Regions from separate parts of the Homo sapiens genome. Here regions 1 and 2 are each linked to region 3. A link is a contact called in ENCODE Hi-C or POLR2A ChIA-PET data. All regions are on one chromosome and are shown on one strand. The core of a region is the stretch at or near the end of the contact, and the rest is flanking DNA. Distances in the headings are between cores, read along the strand shown. Region 1 overlaps LINC01681 (long intergenic non-protein coding RNA 1681). Region 2 holds the start of KIFAP3 (kinesin associated protein 3). Region 3 holds the start of NTMT2 (N-terminal Xaa-Pro-Lys N-methyltransferase 2).

The links. Hi-C counts contacts between places; a loop is a spot of excess contacts on that map. ChIA-PET counts read pairs that join two places held with the same protein, here RNA polymerase II (POLR2A). Pooled maps may share reads with other maps.
Region 1: a loop to region 3 is called in a map of cardiac septum, with 3 times the contacts of the local background. The contact joins the enhancer-like site here to the promoter of NTMT2 in region 3. A Hi-C loop is called at or near these places in 3 of 168 maps with a recorded cell type or tissue (Right ventricle myocardium inferior, cardiac septum and endothelial cell of hepatic sinusoid) and 2 of 50 pooled maps.
Region 2: a map of heart right ventricle shows a loop between it and region 3 (15-fold over the local background). The contact joins the promoter of KIFAP3 here to the promoter of NTMT2 in region 3. A Hi-C loop is called at or near these places in 10 of 168 maps with a recorded cell type or tissue (Right ventricle myocardium inferior, Right ventricle myocardium superior, cardiac septum and 4 more) and 9 of 50 pooled maps. POLR2A ChIA-PET finds 5 or more read pairs at or near these places in 2 of 52 experiments (GM12878 and OCI-LY7).

Annotation. Positions count from the first base shown.
Region 1 is chr1:170,219,032-170,223,468 of GRCh38, reverse strand. The region is part of intron 1 of LINC01681 (long intergenic non-protein coding RNA 1681); the gene reads right to left. Among named protein-coding and RNA genes, the nearest start is that of LINC01681, 47 kb to the right of the region's middle. Within about 2 kb of position 2,293, at least 3 of the 41 ENCODE cell types and tissues checked have a DNase peak (open chromatin) inside an H3K27ac peak, as active enhancers do.
Region 2 is chr1:170,073,056-170,077,535 of GRCh38, reverse strand. KIFAP3 (kinesin associated protein 3) reads left to right here and starts at 2,841. Exons shown (of 20, transcript NM_014970.4): 1 at 2,841-3,100. The coding sequence starts at 3,069. RefSeq lists enhancers at 2,613-2,912, 2,973-3,032.
Region 3 is chr1:170,143,836-170,148,016 of GRCh38, reverse strand. It overlaps NTMT2 (N-terminal Xaa-Pro-Lys N-methyltransferase 2), which reads right to left and starts at 2,058. Exons shown (of 4, transcript NM_001136107.2): 1 at 1,756-2,058. The coding sequence starts at 1,909. RefSeq lists enhancers at 1,415-1,945, 1,946-2,477.

The DNA of each region.
Region 1 (4,437 bases), core at 1,044-3,543, 75 kb before region 3:
CACAACCATCACAAGATCTATGGAAAAGTACATGAAGAGATGAGCCTAATAGTGGGACTTGAGTTCAGAGAGGGCTTCCAGGAAGTGGTTATACCTGAGCTGAGACCTGAACGATGAGAAGGATTTAACCAGAAAGTATTAATGGGAGGGTTAATAGCATATGCAAAGATCCCCTGGGATAAAGGAGCATGGCAAGGATGAGGAACTGAAAGATTTATTCAGCTGATGTGGAGAAATGAGGCATGGGCAGTATTGTGGATAGATGAGACAGAAGATACGACATATTAATTATGGTAGACTTGCCTGCAGCAACAAATAGACCCCATAATAGCTTATAATAAGTATGCATTTCTTTCGCACATAACCTTCCAAGAAACCACAGGTCAAGGATGGTAATGAAAGATCCTTGGGGATCCACTTCAGAGATTCATGCTGATACTACTCTTTATCTTCAAGATGCGGCTTTCATCATGAGTATTGCCATTGAAGTCACCTGGCAAGATCATGAGTAATGCACACTGAAGGTATTTATGGGCTAGGTACTAACAATAAGGGAATCTGGAAACTGTAAACTATCTGTCACAGGAACAAGAGGAATAGGCATTACTGAACAGCTTGCAATCTCTACCATAAGCAGGTGGGGCCAGATGATGCAGTGTCTTATAGCCCTCATTGAGGAATTTTGCTTTTATCCAAGACCAAAAGAAATCCACTGAAGGGATTTAAATAAAGAAGAGGGGCATGCTCAGATTTGTATTTTGAAAAGGTAAATCTGGCAACAAATTGGAGAATATATTATAAGTGTGTCAGAGTGGTCTTAGGGAGATCAGTTGGGAAGATATCATGGCAATTCAGGCAAGACATCATGGTAGCATGGAACAGAGTAGTTGGTGGTGCTAGAAATAGAGAGAAGTAGATACACAGACGTAGTAACGCCATACAACAAAGCATTGGCTAAGCAGCAACAGGCAAATAGATAATACATCTGTTTTCTTTGTTGCACTATTTTCTACTTCTTGTTATCCCCTAGCTCTCCTTAGTTTCTTTTGCACCACTAGGGTTCTTGGTCACCATCAGTAACAGTGAAGATATAAAAATTATGATAAAAATTTCTGAAATCTGGAAAAAGTTATCAGAAGGGCACTGAGGGCCTCTAGATAGACTCTCTAGGGTACGAATTGATTCAGCACAGCCCGACTTTTTAAAAAAATATTATACAGGTAAAACAAAGTTAAAATTTTTTAAAAGAACAATGGAATGCACATCAGACAGGGAGTCAGAAAATAGAACTTGTATGTTAATTTTTTATTGTTTTCCTGTACTGAAAATGAGGGCAATAAACCTGTATATGCTATCTCTTGGGATTTGGTGGTTGTGAGGAGCAAATGCCATAGAGATCATGTATACTGAGGTCCACAGTGGTTCATGTTAATAGTGTTCGAAACTCCCTAGTGTTTGAAGTTCCTATAATTGCTTTTCAAACTATTTAAGGAGATATTCATCAAAGTATTGGCACATAAAAAAAAGAATTGTATGTTCAAAAGTCTGTTTATTCTTTTCTTGCTTTTACTGCAACCCAATATACCAGTAAATGAAAGTTATTTGCCTAGTATAAAGGACTAAACAAACACAAGGTATATAGGCTTGATATTCAGTGTGCAGTTTAATTGGAGAGTTGAGAGTTTGGTTGTTTTTACTGGTGTGAAAGAGGGAGACTACTCAACCCTCTGTTTGAAAATGATCTTTCTCAAGGCTACTGAATTTGGTTTTCCCCTTCGTCACCTAACAAGCTAAAAATAGTAAGAGGTAACACATTAAATAGTATGCATTATTCCAAGAAACATATGAGTGTGCACATATATACATATACATATTCACACACACACACACACACACCCTTCACCACAATCCTATCGGGGGGGGGGTACTATTATCACCATCTCTGTTTTACAGATGAAGAAACTGAGGCACTAAGAGGCTAACAAACTTGTCCAGAGTCACAAAGCTAGTAAGTAGCTGAGCCATAATTCAAACTCAGGCCTTCTGACTCCAGACTCCATGCTCTTTAACCCCACTATGCTACCTCTTTGTAATGTACTAAGTGCTGAATAATGTGCTATACTCTGCTCCTAACCAGGCTGTCCCCATTCCAGTTATTGCGTTGTTTTCTCCAGAAGAATGTTCACTGACAACACTCTGTCAAAATTACTCCAAGAATTACCACTCACTTGGCCCGCAGTTATTAAAGCAAGGCTAGTAAGATAATCCCAGATGGGTGGGAGAACTGGAAAATTCCACAACAAACTGTGCAGTCAGCTAGAGCCTTGCCCAAAAGGAGCAGGTTGCTGCCACATAGTTGCTCTGTCAGGATGATGAATTCCAGAGCTCTTCAAAGTGCAAAGGTGAGGAAGTAAGGATTCTGGCCTTCCTGTTCTAGTGCCCGGTATCTTGTGGGGTGATTACAGAGAAAGCAGTGCTTGAACTGAATCTTGGAAGTTGAATAGATGCTTATTGAACTAACAACAGGGAAGTGATTCCAAGGAGAATAAAGGGACAGAAATAAGGTAATGAGGAAAGCAAGGGTCTGCAGAATGGAGACCAAGTATACAAGAAGGCTAGCCTGAGTCAGGTCATGGAAGGCTTTGTGGAATTTAGAAACTTCATTCTTTATAGATCCAGGGAGTCACTGGAGAGAGCTGAGTAGATGGTTAGTAAATTTAGAATACCAGAGAAGGTATCAGGTGTAGGGGAAAGATTATAGTTTCAACTTTGGACTTTATGAGTTTGAGATACTCGTAGCACATTGACTACAGGTGTTCTGTGGACACATGGAAATAAATGCTATCGTTCAGAAGAGACACGTGGACTGAAAACAGATTTGGGAGACAACCCCAGTTAGCTAGTAGTTAAAGCTCTGAGCATAAATAAATTTCCTAGATGAATATATGAGATGGAAATAAGATAGAAATCATAACCCTGAGGAATAGCCCACCTCTGAGAATGGAGGACAGATGAAAGATGAGGCTGGTGAGTGGCAACAAGTCAGGAGAATCACATGAACACGGCATTAGAGACGCCAAGGGAGGAAAGAACATTATTCAAAAGGGCGTGGGCAAAAATGTCAGCTATCTCAGAGGGGTCAAATGAGGTGAGGGCTGAAAAACCCTCCCTATTTCAATGGAGTGGCAGGGCCACCTCCTAACTACAGGGGGTAAAAAGTGAACATGAGGTTAGGAAGTAAAATGAAAGCAGGTAGAGAGGACTCTTCAGTGGAATGAAAGACAGAGATAGCAACGTGGCAACCAGTCTGTGTTCTGTTCCTCAGTGTTTCTCCAAGAGCCTGGGAGGTGGCACTAAATCATGTAGCCCTTGTTTCTCTGACAGCCTTTTAGAAAAGATCAGTGTTATAGACAACCCCCAGCCCCTAGTTGTTGCAGTCTCCTTTTGGAGTCTGGTAATCAATTTTTTAGGTTCTTTCCCAAATCTCTAAACTGAGTAACTTGATACACTAGAGCCTCTTTGGGGACTCATTTATCTAATATATAACAAGAACATATGAATGTCCCAAAATGCAGGTTTTATGGGTATTGGGGGCACAGAGCCACTAATTGAACTGAGTCTTTTCCACTGTCATAAAATCCAGGTGATTTCACAGGTTGAAGGGGATTTTCATTTATTATTTTTATTTTCCTCTTGGGTTTGTTAGTATGCTTTTTCATATTAATCATGCAATCTCAGGAGCATTATTTAAGATGAGACTGTTCAAAAGACCTCAACTCTGTACAGATTTCCCCCACTTGCTTTTCACCATGTTTAAAACTCCACCGTTTGTTATCCTGATCTCTCCCCTTACATTTTGTGTGATCTTGGATGTGTACCTTAAATTCTTAGGCCTCAGCGGCCTCATCTGTTCAGAAAGGGCACTGGACAAGATGCTCAATAAAACCATGCATTATTCTACGTCAGGGGTTGACAAACATCCTATAAAAAGCCAGATAATAAACACTTTCAGCTTTGCAAGCCATATGGTCTCTAACACAACTACTCAACTCTGTCATGATAACCCTGAAGCAGCCAGAGACAATATGTAAACAAATGATCATGACTGTGTTCCAATAAAACTTTATTTACAAAAACAGACGGTAGGCTGGATTTGGCCGGTGGGCTATAGTTTGCCAACAACTTTTCTAAACCTTAAAATTAAGTCCTTCAGTATACAAAGTTGGACCCCTCAGAATGACCTATTAAAATATTCATAGGCTAGGAAAGGCTAACTATTCAGCTACTGCCAGTCATTATGTGGCATGAGTCACTAAATGAGAAGAGCAAATGAGAAGACCAAAAAATGTAAGGTTTACTATTTTATCAGTAAACAATCTGGTTTCTCAAAAGGTAGGTGAGAAAAAATTACCAAAAATATAGTTAAACTTAGGAATT
Region 2 (4,480 bases), core at 1,592-4,091, 71 kb after region 3:
TCTGCCACAATTTTTCACTCAGTATCATGTTTCTAATATTCATCCATGTCATATGTAAAGTTCTAGTTCATCAACTTTCTCTGCTGCATATTATTGTATTGTGTGAATATTTCAAATGTATTCATTCATTCTCCTGCAAAAGTATTTTGTTATTGTCTTTCTGTTTTTCATTTTCTACTAAGCTCAATACTTCTCCAATGATTTTGGAACAATTTTATGAAGTATAGAACTAGGAGTAGAATTGCTGAGATTTAGAGTATGTGCCTATTCAACTTTACAAAATAATCTGACATTTTATTCCCTTGTTTGGCCCCGCCCACATCCTGCTGATTGGTGTTACAGAGTGCTGATTGGTGCATTTACAATCCTTTAGCTAGACACAGGGCGTTGATTGGTGCATTTTTACAGAGTGCTGATTGGTGCGTTTACAATCCTTTAGCTAGACACAGAGCACTAATTGGTGCGTTTGTACAGAGTGCTGATTGGTGCATTTACAATCCTTTAGCTAGACCCAGAGTGCTGATTGGTGCATTTACAACCCTCTAGCTAGACAGAAAAGTTCTCCAAGTCCCCACCCGACCCAGAAGTCCAGCTGGGTTCACCTCTCACTAATGATGCTGTTTGCTTGTCTGTTTAAAATGCTGACAGCTAGATCTCCTCATTGTAAAGTAACATTTCTTTTCCTTTAGAATTATAAAGAAATATGCGGGGTAAAACTTTGCCTCACTTTAAATTATTTTAAAGTAAATTAATAGGGCTTATTTGAATCCATTGTTTATTGGTGCTTGCAAAATAGTAACTATCATTATTTTTCTCCATTCCTACCAGGTATTTTCTGTTAAGAAGAGCTTTTCCTTGTTAAAAGGAGGTGAAATCTGGTTTATTTCCAAAAGCATTAGATTAAATCCTTCTTTCTTTTAATTACCAGCTTTCAGAGTAAAGATCTGATGCAGTAGTTGCCTCCAGTGGAAGTGGGGTTCTTTTTTCCCTGTTTTTCTATGTTGTTGAGTATCATTATGGATTTCTTTTTTTTATTTATTTAATGTCTTAAATCAATCCCAGTAATTCCATTTGATTCCCAAATTGCCTCAAATTCACCAGTGTCCTTTTTACATAATCTTATCTTCTTAGTCTCTGACTATGTCCTTACTGTCAAGCATAAAATGTTCCAGGCTCATCTTGTACTTTTCCTGCCACAGACAGACAGTTTATCTAGTTCAGTCCCAGTTTCAGCTATCTATTTATTGCTCTGGTTTCCAGCTCTCTCTTTCTTTCTGGCCTCTGGGCATTTTCTTTAGGTTTTTTTGTTGTTGTTGTTGCTATTGTTTTTTCAAGCTCAGGTTTGCATTTTTTCAACACCAAAATTTTTATTCAGTGACAACTATGGGCTGAATGCAAAAGTGAACGAAATAAGTTCTCTGAGCTCAAGGAGCTAACTTACATTCCAAAAATCCTTGTTATATTATCTATGCATTTTAATGTATATTTTGGTCTTCCAATTTTACGTATTGTGAAGATTTTAAAGTAATCTAGCCTGCTATATTACCATTAAAGGTGTTATAAATGATAATTTGTAAAATTTTACATTAGTTTGCAGAATTAATATTTAGAAAAACAAAAAATAGGAAGTCCAATGAGGAAGGAATTGCAGTACTCTAGGTATAAAGTGATTAGACTATTGGTAGAAGTAAGAATGTAGAAAAAAACTGGACTACCTGAATATCTTGAAGGAAGAAAAGATAGAATTTTGTAACACTTTAGTAAGAGGGCATGATACAGAGGAAGGAGTCAAAATTAGCTGCAAATTTTCTTCCCTTTCAGAATGAAAGAATGACTATAACATCTACAGAAATAGTGTAGCTGGTGTGAATGGGTGGGAAGATAAAAATATATTTTGTTGGGTAAGGACTGTATTTCTATATTTAATATACCATGCAGTGCCTTAACATGGTGTTTTACACATAACGGATAATCAATAATTGCATCAATGTACTACATTTGAAAAAAGCAGCAGAGCAACTACGTGCACGTCTCAAAGCAACTGGGAAAACAGGACTAGAAGACAGTGAATAAGTGACAAGATTATAGGTGAGCAGGGGGAGTAGAGGTGCTTTCTTTGCATCCCTAGAGCCTGGTTTGGTGTTTGGCACACAGCCAGCCCTCAATTCACATTTACCAAATAAATGAACCTATATCATTTGCATAGACATAATAGCTGAACCCATGGGAATAGATCTTAAACCAGAGAACATGCAGTTAAAAAAGAACCCTTCTTTCCTATGCCCTGCACTGCTAACAATTGCCTGCCTCAGAAGAAGCAATTCTAAACATACCTTGAGTTCAGGATAATTGGTGGAGTTGGAATTTCAGGAACTGTTTTTTGTTGCTGTTGTTTGTTTGTTTGTTTGTTTGTTTTGGTTGGGGGAGGTGTATTCTAGATTTAAGACATCAAAGTGACAGACTTGCCGCCTTCAAAGTTATATCCATTTTGTACAACGGTCAGATTATCTCCATAAGTTAGAGCTTGTAAGTGCAATCAGGGCCATTCAGGCCCCCAAATAGAAACCTCCCTTATTAGCTGGACTGCTGTATAGCATTCGCTAACTAAAAGGTTATCGGATTCCCCTCTCTCCTTTCAAGCTGACCTGACAGCCCTTTCTATTCCCATCCTCAAGGGGGCGGTGACTACGGAGCCACTCCTTATACACGGACGCTCAAAACTGCACCAAAACTTCCCTGCTCGGCTCCCCGGTGCGTCAAACTCTGAGGCCACCGCCTCAGACTGAGCCTGCGCATACAAGAGGTGCAGAGCAAGCGCATGCGTCGTGACGGCCCGGCTTAGGCGACTCTGGGCGGGTCTGGGCCGCTCCAGTGTTTTGGGGCACAGAAGCTGTGGGAGGAGCTGGAGGCTTCACCGTGGTAACCACAGCGCCGCTGCTGCCCCGCCTTGCAGGCCTCAGGACTGTCATCGCCTCTGGGTGTGAGGGTACTTTGGCCACCGTCCCCGGAAATAACCGCGCCTGCCTCTCAAGATACCCCATCCTCTCCACGCCGCTGCCGCTGCCGCCATGCAAGGGGAGGACGCCAGATACCTCAAAAGGTGACGACTCCCCAAGGCTCTGTCCTACCCTCCTTGCCAGGGCCCTGAAGATGTTCTTGGGTTGGCTGTGAGATGTCACTGGGCAACGCTAGTTTAGCAGACGGGATGGGAAGCAGGGAGAGAAGTCACCGAAAGGAGAGGGAAAAGGTGAAGTGGAGAAAAAAGGAGAGCTCTGGGGGGGTTTCAAAGTCCTTTGACCTGACTCGGCGGAGCCCTGACAGCATTGAAAGATGGTTTCTTCGCTACATCACCTTATTCCAGGGGGAGAGGGAGGTAGGGCAAGGTAAACCGCGTCTTTTGTTTTTTTTTTCGCCTCTTCCCAGACTCTCCATTTTCCCATAATAGATAAATCCCATGAGAGCCTGGGAATAAAGTCTGGTGCATCCGCCCTCAGGCCTCAGTTTGGGGTTCATTGCCATGGGCTTTTGAAATGATGAAGGGGAAAGAAGTGGTGGATTCTACTTTTTGGAAGGCTGAATTGAGATGTTGATTTCCAGTCTCTTTCTGCTTTCCGCATCCATGTCATCCATTTGACTCCCATGTATACAACATAATTTTTGTAGGACATTTAGTAATTATTAAGAGGTTTGTTCAGAAGTTTGATGACAATAAAATAGGCCATAATTTCTTTTAAATATAGTATCAGTTACTCAAAAAAATTGTAGTCTGTTGGGATTATTTGGGTGCTGGCAAATACTCAGATCATTCCTGATTTGGAAAAAAAAAAAGATACCTCCCACTGAACCAAGAGTAAGCAGTGATCCAATAGAAAAAAATTTTAATTCAGTACTGATTCAGTAAATACCCTGGAAAAGTCGCATGTATTCCTTTGGGCACGGTTTCCTCATCTGAAAATGGGACAGGCGTTACCTTCTGAGAGATACAAGGACGAAAGATGAAATACTTTTAAAAAATGAAACATGAATGTAAGGTGGTGGTATTATTTCAAGTCATAATACACTTGCAGTGAATATTTTTATTCTGGCTTGGCTGAGCTCTCATCATCACAGAAAGATCTTCCAAGTGTTAGTAGACTCATAGAAGGGATTCAAACAATTGTATAATAAATAAATCAACTCTATTGTCCTGGCAAGACAGGCATATATTGACTGTCTTTTTTATTTTATGTAAATATATCTGAAACTGGCAAATAGCCAGACTTTGTCAGTAAAAATTTTTAAATGAATATATAAGCCTACATCAGTGTTTATTTCCTCACTGAATTTTACTTAACGTTGGTTTTTAAAATACCTTGGTTAAAAATTTTGTGACAGAAGAAAATAAATTGCCTTTTAACTTTAAATTCAAAATTGTTCTGGAACAAAGAGCCGCTGTTATACCATTAGCTGATTTTCATGTAATATATTTGTGTCAGAGGTA
Region 3 (4,181 bases), core at 809-3,308:
TCAAAAACTTTGCCTTTTGATAATAATGTTTTTTTAAAAGGTCAAAACTCATTGGTAAAACATTAGCATATTTACAAAGGAGAAAAACACAAAATCAAAATGATTTTATTGAACAAAAAAAGGGATTGAGACTAAATATAAATTATAGTCCATTTGTGCCAAATTAATTTTCATCTGCTTTTCAGAAGAGACTATTGTATTCAACTTTTTAACTCATCTTCAGCTGCCTTCAAAGGTGACTTCTTTTTCTCTCTAGTAAATATTTTTAAAGTTTGACAGTCATCTGCCTGTTAGTGACTCTCTTCTCAGCTGTTGTAATTGATATCTTTCTCCAGTCTAATAAAACCAAAGCTACCAACCTACTCTTATTGAGGTATGGCCTGAAGAGTGTCTCCAGAAAAGCAATGCTTTGCCAGTATATGAAGTGACTAGAACATCATCACCTTCCATTTAAACTGCTGTATTTTTTTTTCCTTTTGGATATAGATGAGATGTATTATACGTCCTAAAAGAATTACTCATGGGCAGTGTGATCTACCAAAAAAAAGCCCTGGACTTTGGTCTTTGCTTTCATATTACTCTATCTAGATTAAATATCATCATCTCTGAATTTTACTTCCCTCCTTTGAAAAAGTAAAATGAAAGGAAGAAGGAGGGAAGATAGGTAGAAAAAAAAATGATAACTTACCCTATCTATTTCATAGTGTGACTATGAGAATCAAATAAAGTCATAGACGATAAAAAGTTTTAGAAAGAAGTTATATAAATATGAGATGAAGGTATTTGTATGTTTAGAATTAAAGATCCCTCATAAATGGATTTACAAAAAGGTTTTGGTAGGCTGCTAACATTCGGTTGCTTGAATGCAATACAAAGAATTATGTAGCTGCTTCGACAGCTGGAAACCCTGACCACATCAAGTGCACAATGGGGCTTTCAAACGACCTTAAGAAAACAGACTAGGCTGATACACAGCCTTCTTGCTTTCACTGGGGGAAAATACAAATCAAAGGGAGAAGGGTATTTTACTCTTTAATGGTAAGTTATTTCCTCTTCAGTGCTGTTTAGGGTGCCCTGAAGTAACTGCTTTCACAGAGGCTGAAAAAAGTAGAGTAGGCAAAACAGATAAGCTTTTTATTGCTCTATTGTCCAATTCTCTGAAAACTAGAGGAGATAACAAAAATGGAGACAGACCACTGACTTCTTAATATTCAAAAACCAAGCTAAAATCTCCTTTTTTTAGGCTCTCTGACTATTCTTGTGATTCAAGAAGACCGCAGAGGATTGTAAGTGTGTACACAAGCACAGACACAGAAACATACATACATAACCCAAGCACATTTTGATCTATCATTATTTAGTCTTTCTTTTTAACTCTTACTCAATGTATTAATGCATTAATACTCTCATCTTTGAATTATCAAATTTGCCCAATTACAATTTTTTGTAAATATTAAACATGTCTGAGTTTCTACAAGCCTGATACTCATGCAACAGACACCCAGAGAAGCAAATCACAGTGCCTGAGGGTGCATGGAAATCCCAAAATAAAGTCCTGACTCTATTTTAGGCACTTAATCTTTGTATTCTCCATAAAGAATTCCACTGAAACATTTCAGCCCAGTGACATTGGTTGTGGAGTTTTTTTTGTCTGAAAAGTGTCCTTGTTTTAAATTCTCTTCTAGAAGCCCCATGACCTCATGCAATCCCATCAGTCATTTCTTGTTTCTTATCTAGTAGCTCTGACTCACTTACCCAGGGGAATTTTTTCCAGCAGGTAGAGATAGCTCTGAAAGAAGTCATTGCGAATGGCTTTGTGAAGGATAAAAGACATGCTATGTCTACAGAGTTCATCGTCGGTCTTCTGCCAGCGGGATCTAAAGGCAAAATGGGCTCCCCGGTGGGCCATGACAAAGGGGGATAATAATGATTCCTACAGAGAAAGGAAGCTTGCCTTGCTGTTTCTTTGAATTAGCCTTCTCTTTCTAAATGAACTTGAGACTGTCATTTTAAACCAGTCCCCTCTCCATCTATATCAGGACAGGCTGTCATGGGTGTGGGGAGGAGGGGCAGCACACAGTGGGAGGGGAGGGCAGGCTCTTGGCACGTCCCTCCGTCTGATTGCTTGGGTGACACCACTCCAAGCCAGCAGGTGCTAAGTAAGGATGAAAACTGGCTGAGAGAGATCCTGCTTCATCCAGGAAAAAGCACGCCTCTCTCCTTTAGCCACCACTTCAAACAGGCAAGAGCACAGCCTGCTAACACCCTGAATATTTGCCTTAATTTGATTTCTAAATTGGAATAGCCTAATTTCCATTTCAAAGAGTTGTGAATATTTTGCAAGAGATCTTGTTCCCTGATTTCCATCACTCCTCGTAGAACACTGAATCCTCAAATTACAAGGACCCTTCAAAGTCATCTTAGCCACTCATGCTCCTTTCATCAGTACAATTTCTCCCAAATAATTTCATAGAAATGTGTATGTGTTTCCTATTTTGAAGGATCTTCAAGAGAAGCAATTATTTGAAAGCTTGTTTTGACGTTAAATATCCTTCTCTGTCAGCAAACTCTTCCATCTAGCTTGCTGTAAACAACAACTATTCATGTAAGCCTGTTTCTTCCTCTCTGCCTACTCTGAATATAATTTTCCTCTTAAGTACATTTGTTTTCTGTACCGGGTATCTTCTGATTGTCCCTCCGGATACACTCTCCACTCTTCATACATTACTATGTGTTCCCCAGGAGGCTGACCTACATCAGTGGACTCCATTGCCCTCTAGCTTCTAGTTGGCTTTAGCCAATGGATAGTGCCAGGAGGAGACAGGAGGAAAGTGAGGTCAAGGTATTTATTCCCTTGGCACCTTCTCTGTGGAAATGCCATGAGCTGACCATATCCTTTAACAAAAGGTCATACGTCTGACCAGGGTCTTCTCATACAAATATCCTCTCCTGGTTCTGTTCATTTCTCCTTCACCTGACTGCTTGAGGCCCAGGGGGAGTGATGTATCAGGTGACAAGCCCAATTCCTTGTAATTTTCCTATACTTGCCCACATATTTGTAAATAGTCCCTTTATTAAACCAGTTCGAATTCCCAATTTGTGAATTCCATCTGTTCCCTACAGGGACCATGACTACTGTTTTCCTCCCCTTATGTTCCTAACAGGAAAATGTGTAAGATCTCAATACACTATTGGCCCTATGCCATGTGCACCCACAGACCCCCTGCCTGTACATATACACATGCTAATATACACAAATGCACACATTATGGTAGGCAACTTCTAATGTGACCCCTGTCTTAGTTCAGGCTGCTCTAACGTATTACCAAAGACTATGTGGCTTAAACAACAAACATTTATTTCTCACAGTTCTGGAAGCTGTGAAGTCAAAGATCAAGGTGCTGGCAGATCCCATGTCTAGTGAGGGCCCTCTGTCTGGTTTGCAGATTGCCCTCTTCTCATTGTGTGCTCACATGGCAGAGAGTTAAATCAAGCTCTTGTGTCTTTTCTTATAAGGGCACTTATCCCCTTCATAAGGGCTCCACCCTCATGACCTAATTATCTCCCAAAGGCCCCCATCTCCAAATCCCAACACATTAGGGCTCAGAATTTCAACATAAAAATTTTGATGGAACACAAACATTCAGTCCACAGCAGTCCATAAGAATCCCCATCTTCTTTCTTCCTGGTATTCACCTCTTCCTGTAATCCTCTTTTTTTGAGTATAGGCTGGACTTAAGGACTCACCGCTGAAGAATAAAATATGGTGAAAGTGATGAGATGTCACTTTTAAGAAGAGGTTATTAAAAGATTGTCTTAGGTGTCTTCTTTCTCTCACTTGCTTGTTTGCCATGTGGGAAGACTGCTGCCTATTGTGAGTGGCCATGTGGAGAGGCCTGCATGTCAAGGAGCTGAAGTCCTAGGTCAAACAGCCCAGAAGACACTGAAATCCACTAACAACAGTGTAAGTGAGCTTGGAAGCGAATCCTTCCCCAATTAACGGTTTGGCTGCAACTTGATGGGAGACCCTAAGTCAGTTATGTCATACCCAGGTTACTAATCCACAGAAATGTGTTTATTATTTTAAGCAACTAAGTTTGGGGATTATTTGTTACAATGCCACAAGATACAATGAATTCATACATTGTCCATGAATTTTTTTTTTTTTTTTTTGAGACAGG